Linked DNA regions of Homo sapiens: all the other regions are linked to region 4. A link is a contact called in ENCODE Hi-C or POLR2A ChIA-PET data. All regions are on one chromosome and are shown on one strand. The core of a region is the stretch at or near the end of the contact, and the rest is flanking DNA. Distances in the headings are between cores, read along the strand shown. Region 1 has its middle 63 kb from the start of CHST15. Region 2 holds the start of FAM24B (family with sequence similarity 24 member B). Region 3 has its middle 130 kb from the start of OAT. Region 4 overlaps LINC02641 (long intergenic non-protein coding RNA 2641).

The links. A loop is a pair of places that touch in the nucleus more often than their neighbours do. ChIA-PET counts read pairs that join two places held with the same protein, here RNA polymerase II (POLR2A). Pooled maps may share reads with other maps.
Region 1: a loop to region 4 is called in a pooled map, with 6 times the contacts of the local background. The contact joins two enhancer-like sites. A Hi-C loop is called at or near these places in 5 of 37 single-sample maps with no recorded cell type and 4 of 50 pooled maps. POLR2A ChIA-PET finds 5 or more read pairs at or near these places in 1 of 52 experiments (OCI-LY7).
Region 2: a loop to region 4 is called in a pooled map, with 6 times the contacts of the local background. The contact joins the promoter of FAM24B here to the enhancer-like site in region 4. A Hi-C loop is called at or near these places in 6 of 37 single-sample maps with no recorded cell type and 5 of 50 pooled maps.
Region 3: a loop to region 4 is called in a map of GM12878, with 2.2 times the contacts of the local background. The contact joins two enhancer-like sites. A Hi-C loop is called at or near these places in 1 of 168 maps with a recorded cell type or tissue (GM12878), 12 of 37 single-sample maps with no recorded cell type and 5 of 50 pooled maps.

What each region holds. Positions count from the first base shown.
Region 1 is chr10:124,153,582-124,158,772 of GRCh38, reverse strand. No RefSeq gene overlaps it. Among named protein-coding and RNA genes, the nearest start is that of CHST15, 63 kb to the right of the region's middle. RefSeq lists a silencer at 5,179-5,191. Within about 2 kb of position 2,874, at least 14 of the 41 ENCODE cell types and tissues checked have a DNase peak (open chromatin) inside an H3K27ac peak, as active enhancers do.
Region 2 is chr10:122,875,863-122,881,483 of GRCh38, reverse strand. It overlaps FAM24B (family with sequence similarity 24 member B), which reads left to right and starts at 1,903. Exons shown (of 4, transcript NM_152644.3): 1 at 1,903-1,999. FAM24B-CUZD1 (FAM24B-CUZD1 readthrough) reads left to right here and starts at 1,843. Exons shown (of 11, transcript NR_037915.1): 1 at 1,843-1,999. It also overlaps the pseudogene C10orf88B. RefSeq lists enhancers at 4,654-5,173, 5,174-5,621.
Region 3 is chr10:124,282,798-124,288,628 of GRCh38, reverse strand. No RefSeq gene overlaps it. Among named protein-coding and RNA genes, the nearest start is that of OAT, 130 kb to the left of the region's middle. Within about 2 kb of position 2,953, at least 4 of the 41 ENCODE cell types and tissues checked have a DNase peak (open chromatin) inside an H3K27ac peak, as active enhancers do; they include GM12878, where a contact is called at or near this core.
Region 4 is chr10:123,390,698-123,396,263 of GRCh38, reverse strand. All of the region lies in intron 6 of LINC02641 (long intergenic non-protein coding RNA 2641), which reads right to left. Among named protein-coding and RNA genes, the nearest start is that of LINC02641, 46 kb to the right of the region's middle. RefSeq lists enhancers at 3,300-3,409, 3,510-3,769, 3,920-4,299. Within about 2 kb of position 3,988, at least 2 of the 41 ENCODE cell types and tissues checked have a DNase peak (open chromatin) inside an H3K27ac peak, as active enhancers do; they include GM12878, where a contact is called at or near this core.

The sequences.
Region 1 (5,191 bases), core at 1,625-4,124, 760 kb before region 4:
ATAGGGCTGGCCCCTCCTACCACGCAGCCATAGGGATGGCCCCTCCTACCACGCAGCTGTACACACTTCTGTGCAGTAGCCAGAACAGAACCAAGAGAACCAGATCTACAGAAACCGAGAATGGAGGCCCCAGAGAAAGTTCGAACCTTGTCTAAGTGCAGACACTGAGAATTCTTCGAAATTCTTGTAAAAACCCTAATGCCAGGCAATTATGACTTTGATGCAGGAAGCATGGGGCACAGAAGAGTGCAGCACAGGGCTGGGTGCCCACATCAGAAGCTCACTGCATGTTCATATGCACTGGGGTGGGTGAGGAGGAACATGGCGTCATGCTCCAAGTCTACCTGGGTGGTCACCAGGTGGCTTTGCAGTGATTCAGGCTTGCCAGCTCCACCTCCTACTTGATATGGTTTGGCTTCGTCCCCACCCAAATCTCATCTTGAATTGGAACTCCCGCAATTCCCACGTGTCATGGGAGGAACCCAGAGAGAGGTGATTGAATTATGGGGTGGGTCTTTCCTGTGCTGTTCTCATGATAGCAAATGAGATCTGATGGTTTTAAAAACAGGAGTTTTCCTGCACAAACTCTCTTTTTGCCTGCTGCCATCCATGTAAGATGTGACTTGCTCCTCCTTGCCTTCTGCCATGATTGTGAGGCCTCCCCAGCCATGTGGAACTGTAAGTCCATTAAACCTCTTTCTTTTGTAAATTGCCCAGTCTCAGGTATGTCTTTATCAGCAGCGTGAAAATGGACTAATACACTACTCCAACCTGTGCTGTGAACAGTCACCTCACCCATCCCACCTGTCTCATCCTCATAGTCTTACCTGAAAATGGGGATTATAGCATGCCTGCTAGTTGTTGTGAGCACCAAACTAAATAATGCACATTACATGGGTCTATAGCTCTACCTTGCCTCTATCACATACTAACAAATGCTTCTCTTCCTTACTACTGTCATTGATGATGTTGCTATTTGTAACTAATTCTTTTGCAGGCTCTATAAGGGTCTGGTGAAATAACTCCCTTGGGTGTTATTAAGGAGAAGGATTTTAACCACAGGATCCCTGACCCTGTCCATCTGGACCGTGCAGGTGGCCCTGCCCCACAGGCTGGAGCTCAGGGCTGCTGATCCAGTTGGAACACCAGACAGCCCCAGCCTGTGAGATCTGGGGCATGTTCCTTGACCCCCTCAACTGCAGACATGCTTCGGCCCCTAGTGACTGAGGGTGGCCTCCATGGAGGCTCTTTCTTCACTCTGGGAAGGATGACACTTGGGGCTGTCCTTTCTCACAGCTTGCATGTAAAGCAGTGCAGAGCGCCCCTGCTGCATGTCATATTTGAGCCATAACCGGGAGGCTGGCTCTATTTTAAAAATAGTGTTCACAACTGTGGAATGTCAGGAAGGTCTATAATTTCTCTTGGGTCGAGAGAAGAATGTAGCTTGCAGCAGCATTTGAGGAAAATGCATCTCAAATGCAGAGCTGGAGATGATGTGGTTGTCCAGCCCCTTCTTCCCGCCGCCTGGGTCTCCTGGGTTGGAGAATTGGACACTGTAGGCCCTGGAGGAGTATCCTGGGTGGACTGTACCTGGGCTGAGCTGCCATCGACACTAGGAAGCTCTTTATTAGCACTTCTGAGTCAGGAGCACCAGACTGTTGCCGTGGCAGTGGCTGGGGTGTCAGGGGAGAGGACCTGTCTCATGAGCCGGTGGGGAGGCCTAAATGCACCCCAAATGCTTGGTACAGTCTTGTCACATGGGGGCGCTCAGCAGATGCCCACTCTTACAATGACGAGGAGATCTGGGTCCTTCCCCATTCTGTGTGCCCGGTTATCACTGTCCCTCTTATGGGTCACACCTGAGCTAATTAGGATACCACTGGGTAGGTCCCACACCTGGGCTCTCAGCTGCAGCTGGACCCCAGGAAGAGTGTGGCTGGTCACACAGGGCTGAGGGGAATGTGTGCTTTGGCCATCAGGGTCCAAGGATGCAGCCGTCCGAGGCAGGAAACCCTGAGCCAAAAGGCCACCGCTCCTGCCTGGATGGAACCCAGCCGGTGCCTGGGAGGAGGCGGGGCCAGCAGACAGGCTGGCTGTGAGCCTCCCTGGGCTTCTGCAGCCGGTGCCACTGGGGCTGCCATGTTGTCCCTCATTTCCTCTGCTGTAAGATGCGTAACTGACTCTCGAAGGAATGTGGGTGCACATCACCAGGGGCTGCACTTTTTAATAAAGGGGGCTCCAGCCGAACCCCCTGCAGCTTGGATCGGCTAAACCCTCCGGGAGTCTGTGAATTGGTCCCACAGAGCTGATACCCAGGGACCGAGGGATTTAAATCCTGGCTCCAGCTTTTTCTTCTCATACGGAAATAAAATTGTTGACCAGACGTCTACTCCGGCCATCAAGGCTTTCACACTGCTGAGTAGGAAGTTTGGTTTCTAACCCATATCAAAAATCCCGCAGGAAACAAACGAGGCTTGTGCCAAGGGAGCAGGGCTTCCCTGAGATGAAACTCAGCTGCTCTAAAACGTCCAAGTTGGAGGCGAGAAAACTGGGGCAAAGGTGACAGGGCTGGGGGTGAGGATGCCAGGCCTGGCCGCTGGATTCCCGGGCTTCCTGAGGTGCCCACCCACCCCAGGCATGAGGGCAGCACCAGAGCTGTGCCCTCGCAGGGCCAGCGGGGCACCTGCACGCTTGCCTTCCTCTTCTGATCTGCCTCCTGACCACCCAGGCCCCCTAAAAGCAGAGTAACTGGCCCTTTAGGATCACTCTGGAAAGTTAAAACCTAAGAAGAGAACAAAGAGAGGCAAAGAGCCAGACACTGGTCATGGCCAAGTGACCGCGTAGGTCTGAGAGCTCTGCATTCCACAGGGCTGACCTGCGGCTGGCCTTCCGGGCAGTGGCCTGGCTGCTCGGGGGATGGGCCCTGGTGGGGGTCTCTGGACACCATTCCAGGCTGTAACAGTGGTGTTGGTGCAGGCCCCCAACAAGGGTTGCTCTGGGAGAAAGACTCCTTGCCACTGTGCATGAGGACATCATATGTGGATGTGTGGATGCATATGATCATGCGTGTGTGTGACCGTGGAAGTGAGTGTGCATGTGTGTGTGAGAGCATGGGGGGTATGCATGCATATGTATGTGAGCGTGGGGGTGAGTGCATGTGTGTGTACGCATGGGGGTGTGTGTGTGCATGCATGTGTGTGTGAGCAAGAGGTGAGTGTATATGCATGTGTGTGAGTGGGGTGAGTGTACAAGTGTGCATGCATGTGTGTGAGTGTGGGGGTGAGCGTGCATGTGTGTGAGCGTGGGGGTGAGTGTGCATTCATGTGTGTGAGTGTGGGGGTGAGTGTGCATGCATGTGTGTGAAAGTGGGGGTGAGTGTACATGCATGTGTGTGGGGGTGAGTGCAGGCATTGTGAGTGGGGGTGAGTGTGCATGCATTGTGAGTGTGGGGGTAAGTGTGCATATGTGAGCATGGGGGTGAGCATGTATGTGAGTGTGGGGGTGAGTGTGCATGTGTGTGAGCATGGGGGTGAGTGTGCATGCGTGTGTGAGCATGGGGGTAAGTGCATGCATGTGTGGGGTGAGTGCATGCATGTGTGTGAGCATGGGGATGAGTGTGCATGTGTGAGCATGGGTGTGTGTGAGTGCAGGGGTGTGCATGCGTGTGTGTGAAGGTGAGTGTGCATGCATGTGTGGGGGTGAGTGTACATGTGTGTGAGCATGGAGGTGAGTGAGTGTGGGGGTGAGTGTGCATGCATGTGTGAATGTGGGGGTGAGTGTGCATGCATGTGTGAGCATGGGGGTAAGTGTGAATGTATGTGAGCATGGGGTGAGTGGGGGGTGAGTGTGTATGTGAGTGTGGGGGTGAGTGCATGTATGTGAGCATGTGGGTGAGTGTGCATGTGTGTGGGTGAGTGTGCATGCATGTTTGTGAGTGTGGAGGTGTTTTTGTGTGTGAGCGTGGGGGTGAGTGTGCATGCATGTGAGCATGGGGTGAATGTGCATGTGAGTGTGGGGGGTGAGTGTGCATGTGTGTGGGGTGAGTGTGCATGTGTGTGAGTGGGGTGAGTGTGCATGTGTGAGTGGGGTGAGTGTGCGAGTGTGTGAGTGGGGTGAGTGTGCGAGGGTGTGTGAGCATGAGGGTGAGTGTGCGAGTGTGTGTGAGCATGAGGGTGAGTGTGCATGCATGTGTGTGAGTGTGGGCATGCGTGTGTGGGGGGGTGAATGTGCATGCATGTGTGAGTGTGGGGGTGAGTGTGCATGTGTGTGTGGGGGGAGGGGTGGCTGCATGTGTGTGTGGGGGTTATGCCTGTGAGTATATATGTGTAGGTGAGCCTACATGTAAGTGTGAGTGTGCCTGTGTGTAAGGGTGTATGTGTGAGTGTGCCTGTGTGTAAGGATGTATAAGTGCTGTCCGCATATGTGTATTTATGTGTGAATGAGGGTGTGAGTGTGCCTGTGTGTATGTAGAGGTGTTTGTGGGTGTGAGCGTGTCTGTGTGTGTCTGTATGTGTGTGTGCCTGTGCTTATGTGTGTGTGTGTGTGTGAGTGGACCTATGCGTATGTATAAGTGTGTGTGAGTGAGGGTGAGTGTGCCTGTGTGTAGAGGTGTGTGTGTGTGCCTGTATGAGTGTAAGAGTGGGTGTGAGTGCCTGTGCGTATATATGAGTGTGTGTGAGTGGGCCTATGAGTATGTCTGTGAGGGTGTGCCTGTGTGTATACATGAGTGTGTGTGAGAGAGTGGGCCTGTGTGTATGTATAAGTGTGTGTAAGGGCGAGTATGCCTGTGTGTATGTAGAGGGGTGTGAGTGTGGCTGTGTGTATAAGTGTGTGAGTGTGCTTGTGTGTAAGTATGTATACATGTGCGTGAGGGTGAGTGTACCTGTGTGTAAGTGCATGTGTGTGCCTGTGCCTGTATGTGTGAGTGGGTGTGAGTGCCTGTGCCTGTGTGTATGTGTGTGTGTGAGTGGGTGTGAGTGCCTGTATGTATAGGTGTATGTATGTGTGTGTGCCTGTGTGTAAGTGTGTGTGTGTGAGTGTGGCTGTGCATATGTATAAGTGTGTGCGAGTAAAGGTGAGTGTGCCTGTGTGTAGAGGTGTGTGTGTGTGTGCCTGTGCCTATGTGTGAGTGGGTGTGTGTGCGCCTGTCCCTGTGTGTATGTATAGGTGTATGTATATGAGTGTGTGTGTG
Region 2 (5,621 bases), core at 654-3,153, 510 kb after region 4:
GGTAGGGGACAAACAGTTGAGATCCCTTCTCAAGTGACCTGGTCAATAACCCTGTGTCGTGTATTTATTATTTCCAATATGCACAATATGTAAAATAGTTGACGTTTTGATTTATATTAAGGCGCGATTAGTGTAGAATGTTCCTATAAGGGACTAGGGAAAAGATCAAACTATAACACATTGAATATGGACTAAATAGGCTGGTGTGGCACCACCTTGGGCTTGTAGGTTCCTTAAAAAATATGTGATCAAAGTTTCAGACTGACTGTCAAATTAATTTCTGGAAAACAGACCATTGTGAGTTTATGGAGAGAGTCAAGAAGCAGCAATAAGGACTGCACTCTTGCCTGGACACTTTAACTAGTATGACCCTCTCCAGGCTCACCTCTCCTTTATTAGCTCTAAATTTCTGCATTCCTAAAAATGAGGAAGCTGAACTAGATTGCCTAGAAGATGCTTTAATGGTCTAACCTTCTATGCCATAGTAGGTTTTTATCTTCTCTTCTCTAATGTAAACATCAATGTCAGAGAGTCAATCAATATTGCAAAAGGTGAACAGAATAAAGACACCAATTCAGGAGAACACTTTCCCGTGTACAAGTCACACAACTGTCATCCAAGACAGTACAAACATTCTTGCCCCTACTGGTTCCACAGTACTCCTCTCCTAAGTACACTTCCATATTTCTTGCTGAACTTAAAATGCCAATAGAAGCGATTTCTTCACCTCCATCAGGGCCACACCTCAGGTAAAGGAAGCAGGGGTTTTCATCTTGGTTGTTCAATCTTCTCTTCTAAATCACCAGATTCTGGCTGAGAAGAAAACAGGTGAAAACATCACACAGTATAGTTTCTGAACATGGCTCAAAACCCACTTGTTAGGCCATGAGGTTTATTCTAACAAATGCTCAACACAGAATTCATAAGGAAATGGAGGCATCACACATCAGGGCTTCCCCCTCTATTTTTTCCTCAATCATCAACGTTCTACTCAGTCCCCTGCAATTGATTCTCGGATACATTACTGGACACCTACTGTGTGCACAGGAGTAGGAGCAGAACACAATAGAAGACAAAGTGTATCTTTTTCGAAATTAAGTCGACGGCGGTCGTCTATAGCTGGACTTTTTACACAGCCTGTTTTGGTGGAGAGGAGGTGGCTTGTTTGAGGGTAGATGGGCGGACTGACTTTGATAGCAGCCCTGACGACCCGTCACGCCTGACGGGGACGTTTATGAAATTCCAAGTCCTGGTCACCTTCCCCCGCTCATGCCTCGGGGCCTCGGGTACTTCCCGGCCAGACCTACCCCGCCTCCGCCCACCCCGGTCCTCGCCTCCACCTCGCAGCCCCGCTCCCCCGCAGAGACCCGACACCAACTGCTCTCCTGGATCCCGGACTCAGACCCTCACGTTCCCCGAGGAGCGCGGCAGTCGCCGAGCGCAGCGACCCGGTCGCCGGCGGCCCGGCGCACCGTGGCGCAGGTGGCGCCAGAAGCTCCTCCCAGTCGAAGTCGCGGGCGCAGACACGAGCCCGGGTGAGGAGGCTGTGAGTTAGGGCCCCGCCTGCGGCATCCCAGGAAGAGGCAAGCGTGGGGCGGCGGGTGAGGCCCCCGTCCTCGGACCGCGTGTCCACTGCGCCGCCTCCTGCCAGGCCTCTCTTCCAGTGCTTAAGTGTCGGCCAGTGCAGCGCAGAAACGGGCAGGCAGAGCGACTCCCGGCTTACATCATTTCAAATGCCCGCCGCTTCTGGATTTGGTGAGAACCTGCACCAGAGAAACGCATGCGCATAAGCCAACTGGACTCGAGAGGCGTTCAAACTTTGCTCAGGAAGCGCTAAAGAGCGGAGCATGCGCACTGGCAGGCCCTCGCTCAGCCTTTGGAGACCATGCGCAGGCGCGGTGCACTGTGCGCGGGCACCACGGCGGTTTTTCGACGCTGGCGGTGGACGCAGGCAGCATGGACCACGGTTGCTGGGCGGATGGGGAGCGTCTATGGTCAGGTAGGTGTCGTCTCTTCGCTCTACGCGATGTGCAGGACCGACTCCTGACCTCGTTCTTTCCCGAGTGGACGCCAGGGCCTTTTCTGCCTCCACTCCGTCGGGTCTGCAGCATTTGTGGCAGCGAACGCGGCGGAAGCGCTGTCCATTCGGGTTAATTTTACTCCGAACTCTCCCTGCCTCTCTCATACACATTCTCGCGTTAGAGGGGAGTTGAGGTAGATATTGAACGGCGTTAGTGGTGGACGCTGGGCCACACGGGCCTTCCCCAGGTGCCATCTCATTTGATGCTCCCTGATCCTACGGCGTTGCCAGGACTATGCTGGATGCCCTCGTGACAGAAATCAGAAGGTTGAGAAAGATCCCAGGTGTTTGGATGGAGCGGTCGCCTGAGGGAGTTTTCCAGATGCCCCATGGAATAGGAAGTAGATCTTGCCTCTTTCTTCCTTTTGTACTCCAGATGCATTCTAAGTTGTGTACACCAGACTTCCTGTTCTTTATGCCCAGCCCATTGTAGTCATAAGTTAACTTTGATACATGTCATCATAATTGGACAGTCTAAAGGAAAATAGGCTTTTTAGAATTACCTATCTGAAACTTCATGAGCAAGATCAATACTATAAGCTGGATTTTGACTTCCTTAAATAAGGCAGAAAGCCTACAGCATTTTGTCGTCTCCCCTTTCTTTCAATCTCGTATGTTCAGTATTATCACCCAGTCTTGTTTTATTTTTGGTTTTTAAAGAAAAACTTCCCTGTCTTTCTCCATCTCTGCCTCTCTGTTTTGAAATACTAGCTTTCATCGGAACAATTCCAGGAGTTTCTTTACTGGTTGATAGTCATTATCTCCTCACCTGCGTTTCATTTTCTGCACTGCCCTCTAATCTTTTATCAATTGTCCTGATGCTTGATGCTTTCTGACTGAATCACCATCACCATTACTTTTTTTTTTCTTTTGAGATGGAGTTTCAGTCTGTCACCCAGGCTGGAGTACAGTGGTGTGATCTCGGCTCCTGCAACTTCCGCCTCTTGGGTTCAAGCGATTCTCCTGCCTCAGCCTTCTGAGTAGCTGGGACTACAGGCGTGCACCACCAGGCCCAGCTAATTTTTGTATTTTTAGGAGAGACAGGGTTTTGCCATGTTGGCCAGGCTGGTCTCAAACTCCTGGCTTCAAGTGATCCGCCCGCCTCGGCTCCCAAAAGTGCTGGGATTACAAGCGTGAGCCACCGCACCTGGCCACCATTACTTCTTAACAGGCATACAAAGCCCTTTATCCTTGACTTCTGCCTGCCTCCTAGACCCCCCAGCTTTTGTACATGCTTTTCCCTCTACCTAGAATGCCCCTTCTTTTGGATAGGAAAAATCCTGTTCATCATTTAGTGCCAAGCACAGCCCTCCACACTGTGAGAGAATTTGTCAGTAATTTCTCTCTGCTACACTTAGAGTTTTTAGATACTATAATTCTCTTCTGGTATGGAGCTTTACCAAATAATTCTCACATTTGTTTTCCCAACCATCTGTACAGTTGTTGAAAATAGGAATTGTTTTGTGCCTAGTAGAGATTGAGTATAGGTTTGTTGTATGGAATTGATAGAGATAGCAATAGGGGTTGTTTGGGAACTCTATCACAGTATAACAGGAGTAGAAAGAGGTGAAACTGGCAAATTCAATCTTATTTTCAAAGCTGAAAAAACTTTGCAAAAGTTAGTGAGAAAATTATGACAGTGAAAGAGATCTGAGCTAATCCATCCCCAGTCTTGCCTTGATTATTCTTGGGCTTTTGGGACATTTAGGCTATAGTTTAAATTATCATAGGCCTTCCCCCAAACTCAACTGCTTTTGCATCAGGCTGGCAGGAGGAGAGGAGCCTGGGTCCTGCTAAGGTGCAGACATGAACTATTATCAGTTATTATTCAGAAGGTTATAAGATATGCAACTTCCCCAATTATTCCTGCAGATAACACCACTATTGTAGACTGGCCTTTTGAGATATCTTTTCAGGGTTTTTTTGCATGTCTGACACCCACCATTCCTACAGCCCCACCCAGAAGTGACTCAATGTGCAAGAGGACAGCTTCACCCCTTGTGATTTCATCTCTGCCCCAACTAATCAGCAGCAAGCCTAGCGACCTCCACCACTTCCCCCAAACTGCCTCTGAAAAATCCCTAACCTATAAGCTTTGGATGAGAATTGTGGCTGGCCTTATGTCTATTAAACTCTTTCTTTACTACAATGCCATGATCTTTGTGTAGCAGGCAGGAAGAACCCTTCAGATGGTTACAAAGCCAGGGTGTTGTGCTGGTGCCTAGGTGACCTCAATTTTAATGTAAATTACTCTTGTCGTGAATGGCAAATGGTATTTTTTGCTTTATTTTTATTTTTTCACTTGAAATAAAGAATAAGGCATATCTTTGAAATCTTTCCACCAATATCACAATGTATTTTTTTGGCTTGACTGTTTTAAAGAGAAGTTTATTATATATAACTTGTAGAATTTAGAGTAGAATCATATATGTATCTACTGTTGCTAACAGAGTGCCTTTGCATAGTGGCAATCAAACACTTTAGTCCCAGGACCTTTTACCCTCAAAATATTGAATATTCTAGAAAGCTTTTGTTTTTGTGTGCTCTTTTCTTATTTTTTAACACTTCTGGTTTCATCTGTGACACGTAAACCACTTAGAAGTCAATCACAACTGTCCTCACAAGAAAAAAGCTGAACAAATGGAACATTAACAGCCTTTAAAATATCCATCAGATAATGGAGGTCACAAAGCAAATGGCCACCCCCAAACTGGGTAGGCAAATACAGAAAATCACAACTGATATCAGCATGCTAGGAACAGAAATCCTCATGAGGCAGCAAATGGTAGGAACACTTAAAATGGTCATTGATGACTTGCTGGATGCTGAGTGTGAGTTAGCTTGACAGTTAGAAACTCCTGGGAGACCACTCATATGGTGCCCTTACACTTTTGGGAGTTTTACTTTTCAGAGCTGCAGCAGATTCTTAGGACAAGGATTGGATTAAAACTCCCTCCTGCTTTGTGCAGAAGGAGGGGGCAAAGTAACCTTTTTGAAAACTGCCCTCAGCATTTCCCTAACAAAAGCCTTCTCTCAAGGGAAAGTACTTTACCAGAGCCTTATCTGTTCTAGGGAAAGGGCAATTAGAAGATTCCAGCCCCCTCTAGCCTTCCCGTTGTTAGTGGTAGTGAATCTGCAGGGGGCTGCAGCAACCTCAATTCTTGTCAGAAGAAAGAATTCGACCAAGGGTCATAAGGAAGAGTGAGAGACCAAGGCAAGTTTTAGGGCAAAAGGAAAAATTTATTTAAAAGCTTTAGAGGTGGAACAAAAGGAAGTAAAAGTACACTTGGAAGAGGGCCAAGCAAGCGCCTTGAGAGATCAAGTGCGTGGTTGGACCTTTGATTTTGGGTCTTACATGTTGACATGCTTCCAGGGTTGCATTATTTCTTGCTAATTCTTCCCTCAGGGTGGGCTGTCTGCATGCTCAGTGGCGTGCCAGCACTAGGGCGGGGCTGTATGCATAGTGTGTTTACTGGAGTTGTATGCATGCTCACTTGAAGCATTCTTCTCTTACCCATCAAATGTTCTTAGAAGGTCATAT
Region 3 (5,831 bases), core at 1,704-4,203, 890 kb before region 4:
AGGACAGCAAGCCCCGATCACAGCTTATTCAGCCAGCAGGTTGGCAATTACACGATTCTTGCTATGTTTTGAACGTTTTAAGAGGGGAGATTTGCATTGTTTAGTATTTTGTGCACAGGGAGGTTTCCTTGATATTTTTGTTTTTTAAATTTTAAATGTTTATGTATTTTCATTTTTGAGACAGGGTTTTGCTCTGCCACCCAGACTGCAGTGCAGTGCTGTCATAGCTCTCTGCAGCCTCGACTTCCTGGGCTCAAGCAATCCTCCTGCCTCAGCCTCCCAAGTAGCTGGGATCATAGGCATGCACTACCACACTCAGCTAATTTTTTAAATTTTTTATGTAGAGATGAGGTCTCCTTATGTTGCCCATGCTTGTCTGGAACTCCTGGGCTCAAACGATCCTCCTGTCTCCGCCTCCCAAAATGTTGGGATTACAGGTGTGAGCCACTGCGCCCAGCCTCTTGACATTTTTAAGCCACATTTTCTCAAAAATTTAAATCACTTGGAGTGTACCACACACCTATTATTAGCACCCTGAGGGCTGTGGGTCCCATGGCACCCACTTTGGGAACCATCGGTGTGGCCTTTCACAGTGCCAGAGTGCTTCGACGGGGCAGCCGCTGCTAAATCAGACCCCTGCACCTGGAATCTCCCAGTTGAGCAAGGCCTGAGTGCTGGGCCCAGAGCTGGGTAAGCCCTTGCACTGGTGGCTGCAGTGGGGAATGGCCTCCTCTTTCCTGCTCTTCTCCAGCCTTCAGCCCATGCGTCCCAGGAAGCCTCGGTGGGGTCCTGCAGCAGGGTGCTTCCGGGCCTGGGGACCTTCGAGCTAATCTTTGACATTGAAGGGCTTGGTGGGGCTGGTTCTCCTCGCATTTTTATCACTACTGAGTCAAGTGCCTTGGAAAAGATTAAAGAAAGTTCCACCCTTGGCTTTTACTTAATTTCCTTTTGTTCACATCTGCCAACAACTAAAGCAAAGAGGAATTGCCTTCTTGAAGGTGCTCTGGTCCTCAGTTCAGATGCCCACAGAGCTGTCCAGGAGCGCGGGCACCTGGTGACAGGAGACCTCTTAAAACACATCGATGGAGCCCTAATGTGTGCAAGGCCCGGGCCAGGCCCCCCACACCTCCCGTCTTTCAGTCTTTATTGCGATTCACTAGCAAGGCTTTGTTGTTCTACTTCTCAGATGAGGATGCTGATGCCGAGTCCAGTGGCTTACTTTCCCAAGGCCACATGGCCAGTGAGTACCAGAATCAGGGAGGAATTTAGACCTCATGGCTATAAAGCCACACTCCTTCCTGGTTCCTTCTGAGACCAGGGCATGTTAGTGGCATCCTGCCAACCTCTCTGTGAATTTAGGTCTCTCAGAATCTCCTTGTAGTAATAATAATTGTTCCGTCCGGCCCTGCCTGGCAGGATTCTAAGCACTTCCATTTCAGAGGAAACGCTGATGTTTCTGCCTGCCCAAGTTGCTATCATCTATTCTTTGGGAATGGCCCCTTAATACTCCCTTGAAGAAAGCACCCTCTTTTCCTCTGAGTGGGGTTGTGTGGTTGACTCCATCTCCTCTACCTCCCTCAAATCATACAGATTGGTTCAGGAATAGGGATGTGGCCCAGCCCAACCAGTGAGACCCAGCCTTGGAAGTTTTGCTGGAAAGAGTTGCTGTTGCTTTGTGGGGGCTGCCAGGCTGGTAGAAGCTAGAATGCTGGGGAGCATGTTTTCCACCTGCTGGAGGATGTCTTCTCGAGAATAGAGCTGACCTAGGGGGAAAGCAGAGTGAGGTGGAGGGAGGTGAGCTCTACCCATCACTGGAACACCTGGATCCAGCTGAGCCTGAAGTAGGATCATGGACTTTTCAGCTTCATGAAACAATGTATTTTCTTTTATGTTTGAGGCTGCTGGTTTGGGTTTCTATCTCTTCTGTCCAGTCATTCAGTCTCCACTGAGAGGCCCCATAGCATGGTGGTTAGGGAAGATCTCAGAACCATGGCCAACTCTGCTACTTACTACCTGTGTGACATTTGGCAAGTTATTCCATCTCTCTGTGCCTCGGTTTTGCAGATTTGATGCTCAAATCTGTGAGGGGCCACCCCAGGGGCTCCTCCTCCCTCTCTGTTCATGCTCCTGTCCCTGAGCAGAGCCCTTTCCTTTCGCATGCAGTTCCAGGCTCCTGCGAGGCCTCGAGCGGTTTCTCATTCAGACCCGGTCCCCTCATCCCTCCCATGCCCACCTCTAAAGCTCCCAGTGAAAACAGAGCTACCGTTCCCTTCCTGCAGGGCAGGGGCCAGGGCACAGCCACCCCCGCAGTCACTGCTAACCTGTTGGGGTTGGCGATGACTTTCTGTCCCAGCGACAGCAGTTGCATTAAAAAAATGAAAACTCGTTTTTAGCACCAAAGTAGTGCATAGACATAGTTTTCTGTTTTGAAAAGTTCAAACAGCATAAAAGGATGTAAAAATAGAAAATACAAGTTTCTCACCTCCTGGCCACCCCAGTCTTATTCCCCAGAGATAACCACAGCTCGCAGTTCCCTGAGTATTTTTGCCGTGCCTCGGCAAAACCATGTGGCTCTGTTTGCTTCTTTCAACTGAAAATAGCCTTTGGAGAGCCTTCATATGGGCGCTTCCGGCTCTGCTGCACGGCTCGCTTGTGTGTGTGTGTTTTCCTTTAAAAACTGTGGTAAAATATGCATAACAAAAAAATGTATCACCGTAACCGTTTTTAAGTGTACCGTTCAGTAGTGCTAAGTACATTCACATCATTATGCAACCAATTTCCAGAACTTTTTCATCTTGCAAAACTGAAATTTTATAACTGTGAAACAACAATTTCCCCTTCCCACCTCCTCCCAGCCCTGACAGCCATCATTTTACTTTCTGTCTCTATGAATTTGACTACCCTAGAGAGCTCATATATGTGAAACTATAGAGTATTTGTCTTTTTGTGGTTGTCTTATTTCACTCAGTAGAGTGTCTTCAAGGTTCATCCGTGTTGTAGCATGTGTCAGAGCTTTCTTCCTTTTTTTTCTTTTTTTTTTTTTCTTGAGACGGAGTTTCGCTCTTGTTGCCCAGGCTGGAGTGCAATGGCACGATCTTGGCTCACCACAACCTCTGTCTCCTGGGTTCAAGCGATTCTCCTACCTCAGCCTCCCGAGTAGCTGGGATTACAGGCATGTGCTACTATGCCCAGCTAATTTTATATTTTTAGTAGAGACGGGGTTTCTCCATGTTGGTCAGGCTGGTCTCAAGCTCCCAACCTCAGGTGATCTGCCCACCTCAGTCTCCCACAGTGCTGGGATTACAGGCGTGAGCCACTGTGCCTGGTGCTTTCTTCCTTTTTAGGGCAGAATAATATTGTATTGTTTGGATATGCCACCTTTTGTTTATCTGTTCATCTGCGGGCGAACATGTGGGTTGCTCCCTCCTTTTGGCTATTGTGAATAGTGCTGCTATGAACATGGGTGGACAAGTAGCTCTTCTAGACCCTGCTTTCAATTCTTGGGTGTGTACCTAGAAGTGGAATTGCTGGATCATATGGTAGTTCTATTTTTAATTTTTGGAGGCACTGCCGTACTGTTTTCCATAGTGGCCACGCCGCTTTACATTCCCACCAGCAGTGGACAAGGGTTCTAATTCCTCCACATCCTTGCCAACGCTTGTTATTTTCTGGTTTTTGATAGTAGCTATAATGATGGGCGTGAGGTAGTATCTCATGTGGTTTTGGTTTGCATTTCCTAAATGGCTAGTCTTGTTTTGCGTGTGTTTTAAAAGATATAATTATGAATATTTTCAATACACTCAAAAGTAGAGATAGAGCCGCCACCCAGATTCAACAGTTAGTAAGATTTTTGCCCTATTTCCTTTCTCTGTCTCCTGAATGATTTCATAGCAAGCCCCAGACACAAGGTCTCATTGCCGCAGAATCCAATGAGCATTTCTAAAACCCTGGATATCTCCTTACACGCCAGCATCACTATCAGCCTAAGTGTTTCTTTGGTATCACTAATATCTAGTCCATAATCAAATCTCCCTGATTGTTTTGAAAATGCATTGTTTCAGTTTTCATAGGGGCCTTCTAGAAGATCTGTGTCTGAGCCCAAAGACTCTTAACTCCATCAATCTTTCGCGAGACAGGTGGCGGGGAGGTTGGGAGCACAGGACACACAGTCAGATCAGATTTAAATCCTGGTTCTGTTGTTGATTGGCTGCTAGGTGGCCTTGGCAAGGTACTTATCCTTTTGAGCCTCAGTTTGTTAACCTGTGCAATGGAGAGAGCCACGGCATCCATGGCCCAGAGATTAAATGCGATAGCATGTGACATGCTTAGCACTGCCTTGGGCACATAATGAGTGTGCAAGACTTGGGAGCTGCTCCTGTCGTTACTATGACTTCAGTGTAATTTTCACAAAGTCTCACTCCCACAGAGAGTTTTCAGACATCACGGAAGTCCTGCAGGAAGGAGAGCAGAAGGGGCTCCTATGCCTGCGCCCCCATCACAGTGAGTAGAGGGTGCTCCATTGTCCTGGGGTCGGCCTGTGTCTGGGCCCTGTTATTCTCTCTCGAAGACAGAAGCAAGCTGCTGTCCATATGCTCGGCTGCACTGGGCTTAAATAAAAAATGATAAACTCTGCGGCGGGAAGGGGATGGCGTCTTATTTGCAGATCAAATACATTTTGTTAAGATTGGTTTCTGCCATTTCCTCCGCTCTTGATCTGATGGCCTTCTTGGTAATTCAGTAAGTGGTTACTCTGGAGGCTGACAGGCAAATGGGAGCGGGATGGGGAGAGTGGAGCCCGAGGGAGATGGGCACTGTCTGAAATTGATTTATCCTAATTGGGTCCAGAGCCAGCAACCTTTTAGACTGAAAGGGAATCGTGGGTGCTGAGGCTGAAGGTTGCAATAATATTTAGTTTAACCTGAATAATTTTACAAATGGAGAAATGAAGGGTGGGGAGGAGAGAGGGGGTGTCCTGAGGCCCTGCAACCATTTAAAGGTTGAGCAGGGACCAGAGCCCTGGGCAGTCAGACAAGCGCATCCACCTCAGGCCCTGCCTCAGCCGTCCTTATTAGGTGACAGGAGAGAGTGGGCCATGTCCTAACCAGCTGTGTGACATTGGATGCTCTGGGGCTCAGCTTCCCCATCTGCGCAAAGACGAGATGGAGCAAGGAGGGGTCCAGGCAGCTTCTCACATCCTCTGCCTCCCTGCAGGTTAGCCCATTGGTGATAGGACCTTGCCTCTGCAAATTGCCCCCTTACACATGAGCCAAGGTGTACTGGCTTAGAGTTTACCTGGTGCCTTTTGAGTTTTCAGCTTCCTCTGATGGGGCTGTTATGAGGCTTCACAAATGGGACACTAGGTTCTTTGCCAGGTCTGTGTTGCTGATGACCTTGTACCCCTCATTCTTCCTTTGTACTCCCCAGATCTTCATCTAGAAGGGAACGCAGGTCCCAGGTCCAGCGTGGTCACTGGCTAGTTGGGAGAAGTCGGGCAGCCAATCTCTTTCTGAGCCTCCTTGGCTCATCTCTAAGGGCACCAGGAAGTACCAGAGCCCAGGTGTTAAGTTCACAGGCTCTGACTGCTGGGGGCACAATCCTGGCTTGCTGAGTTCCTTGGGCAAGTACTTGGCCCCTCTCTATGACTCAGTTTCCTTATCTATATAATGGAAATAATCATTAGTACCTACCTCATAGGGTCATTGCAGGATGTCCAGCAATACTGCATGCAGACAGCCCAGTACCTGCTTCCAGGTGAGCTCCGTTAGGGAGCCAGTGCTTTCCTGGACAGCAGAGAACTGGGCTTTGCTATGACTTCAGGGGCCAGGTACCGA
Region 4 (5,566 bases), core at 2,739-5,238:
ACCTGGTGTCGAACCAGATAAATGCAGGCAGCCAGCTCAGGTGTCTGACAGGGAAGCCACATAACAGTCCCGTGTTCCACCTGCATATGTGGACAACACATCCAGAAGCCCAACCCAAACGCAGGCGGACCTGGTCACTGCTCCTTCACCTGGACGCCTGCCAGGCAGACACCTGCCATCTCACTGTGGACTGTCCACAGCCATTCAGTTTGACCATCAGAGCCTGATTGTCTCAGCCATGGCCCTGGTTTTCCCCATCAGGATGCCCAGTAGGAGGTCTGTGTGGTCCCAGAGGTGGACAGGAGCCAGAACATCCAGGCCAACCCAGGCAGGACAGCAGTTCTCAGCCACCAGCAATAGCGGGACACCCAGCCTCCACTGAGTGGCCTGAGCATATCAAGTCATTTTACTTCCCTGAATGCCACTCTAATGGTGCAGCACCAGCTGTCCCTTCCTGGGGGCTCAGCATATCCTGGAAGGGTCTCTTGGGCAGATTCTAAAACTTTTAGGTTATTTTCATTATTAAAATTGTGTCTAGTTTAAAATTCCAATCTCATGCCCAACTCAAAGCTTTCTCCTCACCCTTCTCTGGCCAGGCTGAGGCTCCAGGGACTGCAGGGAGAAGGGGGTTCCTTCTTCCCTTGGAGTGGGGTATATTAGTTCATCTTCATTCTGCTGATAAAGACATACCCAAGACTGGGAAGAAAAAGCGGTTTACTGGACTCACAGTTCCATGTGGCTGAGGAGGCCTCACAATCATGGTGGAAGGCAAGGAGGAGCAAGTCACATCTTACATGGATGGCAGCAGGCAGAGAGAGAGCTTGTGCAGGGAAACTCCCCGCTATAAAACCATCAGATCTCCTGAGACTTATTCCCTATCAAGAGAATAGCACGGGAAAGACCTGCCCCCATGATTCAACCAACTCCCACTGGGTCCCTCCCGCAACATGTGGGAATTCAAGATGAGATTTGGGTGGGGACACAGCCAAACCATATCATGGGGCATCCCCCACCTCCAAGAACCTCCTCAGTGCCCAGAGGAGGGGGAGGAGACTATGAAGACCAGATGTCAGGCGGCACACCTGAGTGCATGACTGTGGGAGTAACAGAGACAGGGAGGAGGCATAGGCTTGAAGGGGGCTGGAGAAAGCAGCCATGGGTGTTTGGGACAATGTGACTCTGAAGAGCCTGGGAGACATCCAGGTGGAGACAGTAGCATCTTTGGGGGCTGGGGATGCCAACCTGAGTCTCCAGCATGGCACACAAGTGGAAGTTGCCATTGGCACGGATGGGTGCAGCAGCTGGGCCTCACTAGGACTCAGCCCTCTCCACGTGGGGAGCTGTCCTGGCGCTCACACCTGAGCCTGCAGTCCAGCCTGCAGCACCACGCTGTGTCTTGTATCTTTCATTCTCTGTGTCATGCATGTGTCACAGGTTCACCAAGTTTGAAGAGGGGAGTTACGTGAACTAGAATGTGGATCTCCTCACTCCCAGCCAGTGATTTCTTTTTTTCACAATGAGCCCCAGCATTGCTTTGTTTGTTTGTTTTGTGTAATTTGGTCTTCTGCATTACTTGCAACACAAAGTACTCTTTTCCTCAAGTAATTAAAAAACACTTGGATTAATATAATGATCTAAGGGGACCCTGCAGAACAACATCATTCCAATTCCTCCTCATTTTTTGGGGGTGGGGAGGTTAGATAATTGTGCATTCATTCATTCAATCATTCATTCATCCAACCTCGTTCCCCAGATGAGGCAGGGAAAGTATGAGAGGATGTGATTCATTCTGTCCAGGAAACAGCACAGCCAAGCAGCCACTCAGCTGAGACTTGAAGGATGAGGGGGAGCTCATTAATCAGGTGATGGCAGAGAGCACCCCACACAGGGACAAGGGAACAGAGACTGCGGGTAGCCAATCTATGGCATGTTGGAGAATTTGTATGGCTAGAGGGCCTTGGTGCATTTGGTAAAATTGACATGATCATATTGCCAACTGCCCTTCCCCCAACAAACTCTTGTTTATCCTTTAAGTCCCAATTCAGGCATCACCTTTTCCAGGAAGCCTTCCTGCCTGTCAGAGTTGGATGCTCCTTTCTCTGTCTGCATAGCCCACACGTTCTGGCACGGGTGGGGAGATGAACTGACCTCTGCTGCTTGAACTATGAGCTTCCACAGGGTGCAGGTTGGGTGGTGTTCTTTCTAGAATCCTTAGCCCTTGGCACAGGACTGAAACAGGCCAAACAAAGCCATCACAGACCCTGAGGGCTTGTCAGGAGGATTACAGGAAGCCAACTTTTTGTAAAGGGTTGCACGGCCACAGTAAATGCACAGTAAATGTCTGCTATGTTCTTACCAAATATTTGTCAAATAAACAAATACATTATGTAATATTTTACCTTTCTTCTTATTAAGAGATATTTCAGAGCCACACTGGATGAGAAGAGGGGGTGGAGGTGGGCATCATTCTCTGCTCCCCTCATCTCTAAACCCATGGAAAGGCCTGGGGTAGTAATTGCAGAGGGGGAAATAATTTTTAAATGTCTCTCTTTTTGTGCTTTTATTGTCAAATGATAGCATTGTTCACAGTTTTTGAAATACTGAAAGCAAGTCTGCACAACTCTTTCTGCAGAAACAATGGGAGCGTGTGTGTGAGTGTGTATAAGCGTGTGTGATCTCTGTTCCTCTGCCATAATGTGTGTGTGTGTGTATGAGTGTGTGTGATTTTTGTTCCTCTACAATAATGGGTGTCTGTATGTGTGAGTGTGTATGAGTGTGTGTGATCTCTGTTCCTCGCAATAATGAGGGTTTGTATGTATGAGTGTGTGTGATCGCTTTTCCTCTACAATAATGGGTGTGTGTGTGTGAGTGTGATCTCTGTCTGTTCCTCTACAATAATGGGGGTGTGTATGTAAGTGTGTCTGAGTGTGTGTGATCTCTGTTCCTCTGCAATAATGGCGGTGTATGTGTGAGTGTATGTGTGTGATTTCTGTTCCTCTGCAATAATGGGGGTGTGTGTGTGAGGGTGTGTGATCTCTGTTCCTCTATAATAATGGGGGTGTGTGTGAGTGTATATGAGTGTGTGTGATCTCTGCTCTTCTACAATAACGTGTGTGTGAGAGAGAGAGATCTCTGTTCCTCTACAATAATGGGGGTGTGTATGTGAGTGTGTATGAGTGTGTGTGATCGCTGTTCCTCTACAATAACTGGGGTGTGTGTGAGTGTGTATGAGTGTGTGTGACTCTGTTCCTCTACAGTAATGGGTGTGTGTCAGTGTGTATGAGTGTGTGTGATCTCTGTCTGTTCCTCTACAATTAAGTGACCAGAAGCAGGTGGCTTCAAAGGTGAATTAATTCTCTGCTGGAAAAATTGGGCTAGAAAAATCTAGTCATTAGGAAACCAGAAAAGCAAGAAATGTAACTTCTGCTCAATGAAAGTGAACTGAATTTCTATTGAGGCCCCCTTTCTCTAAAACTCATTTTCAACTAACTCAGTGCTGTCAGCCAGCCCTGGGGCTGTACTTGGGGCTTACGTGTGGCTAAGATGTCAGGCAGCGGGGTCTGGTCCTTGTTGTCATCTCACTGCATGGCCACAAACATGTTCTCATTCCCTGCTGGTCTCAGTTCCTGAGCCAGTCCTGATGATCCATGGAGACTCCTACCTCGCTCCTGCCTCCCAGCTTAACCAAATGGTCTCTCTCCCTCTCCACCCCACCACCACTCCTACTGTCTCCAACCCCTCTTCGACACCCAGGAGCCATCTGGCTGCTTCTGTACCTCTCTGGGGACTCTCAACTTCCCTGCACTGAGACACCCACACCTGGCTCTTTCTGCCCTATAGCTCTTGCACCGTAATGAGTCAAGGGCAGTACTGAGATTTCACAAGTTCCCAGGCCTTCCCCAGGGGAATTGGAGGTGCGTGTCTCCTCTGCTCTCAGTCCCCAGATCCAGAGAGGGGTCTGCTTCTCCTTCCCTTCCCACAAGCACCAAGGCTCTCTCTTCTTCTCTCACTTCTTCTTTCAATCCCCTCCAAAAGTTATCTAGCCACAGGGCAATAAGAACTGGCTTTGACTGATTTGCATTCTTTCAAATATTTTCCTGTGCTAAGACCTAAGCTGCTGGAAGTCAAAAGCAGATTATTTGTATTTTTGCTCTTCTGCTGCCTATACTAGAAGATGGAAGAAGGAGAGGAGGAAATGCCAGAGAAAGAAGCATGGATAACATCGCAGAATACCACACCCTACCCAGGTGGGAAGACAAGTCCAGGCTCCTCAGGTTTAAGTGGATATCCAGTCCCGTGGTGCTGCCAGACAACTGTCTTGGGTACATCTGGCCACCACGTGCTGGCTAAGATATGGGGGGACCCCTGGGGAGCACTCATACCTGGCTTGCATCTCAGCTGTTCCTTCCTCCCTGCGTGACAGATCAAGCACCTCCCCCCGAACCTTGGCTCCTTACGAGGACTGCTGGGGCCACAGCGATAGCATGAGAAGCAATCAGGGCTTGGGACCCAAAAAGAACCACGGAGACTCCCCAATGGTCCCACATTTATTCTCTTCCACGTGGTCTGGATAGAAAACTAGAGAGAGTGTGGACAGCACTTGCCTCCGCTGAAAAAGTAACTCTCACCCTCTTCCCCCAACTCAGACTGTTCCAGAACAACCAGAGGCGTAGAGCCACACACTCCTCTCAGCCAGCCTGTGAGTGAGGCTGAGTTGCACTAAAGAGATTGTGCAGGCGCCGCCAGCTTCCCAAAGGCAGACTCTTCCCACAGCTGCAAACACTCCTCTAAGAACTCACCCACCCTCGCAGCTTGACCAACGTTCTCTGCAACTTCCTAGAAGATGAAAACATACCCTCCAGCCCTAGCTGTTCTCAGGTTTACTTTCTGACACCCCCTTCCCAGAGAGCTCCCATTCTCCCAGGGGCCTCCCTTTCCAGGGGTCAGCACTTAACCGTTGTCTCCTCCCAACAAAGCCTAAGAGAGGGCTCCCTGACCCGCTGGCCCAAAGGCCTGGGTCCCGGGCCGCTCAGTCCTTCCATTTTGTCTTCCACAGCTGAGCCCACTGTTCCCTAGTGGATCCGCCTTCCAATGCCACCACCTTCCCTTCTACGAAGTCCCAGCCAGGGGATGAACTACAGAGGCAGCCCCTTCCCCATCACCATTACTGTCACTGACTGGCTGTGGGCCTTCATGCTCTTCCGGGTTCTGGTTGGACGGTAGCCAGGGAAAATGCAGGGGGTGGGGTGCCGTGACAGGGAAGTCACCTGCAGCCCAGATCTGCTGCGTCCCAGGGTGTGCACTAGAAAGTGAATTGTTTCTTGTTCTTTTTTTTCTTTGTTATATGCTCTAGGGAATAAAAGGAATTTTCTTCCTTACACCCACCTCACCCCCAGCGGGACCAGACTCTTCCTGTCTGAGATTTCCTCACTCCCTGTGGGGTTCAGGGGGTACAGACACAGGTTTTGGGGGTTTTAATCTCTGGAAAGAAGAGAACTTGTCAGGACCTCCAAGAGACCTCCCTAAACAGAACCTGTTTTTGAATAACCTGAGGGTATTTCTCTAG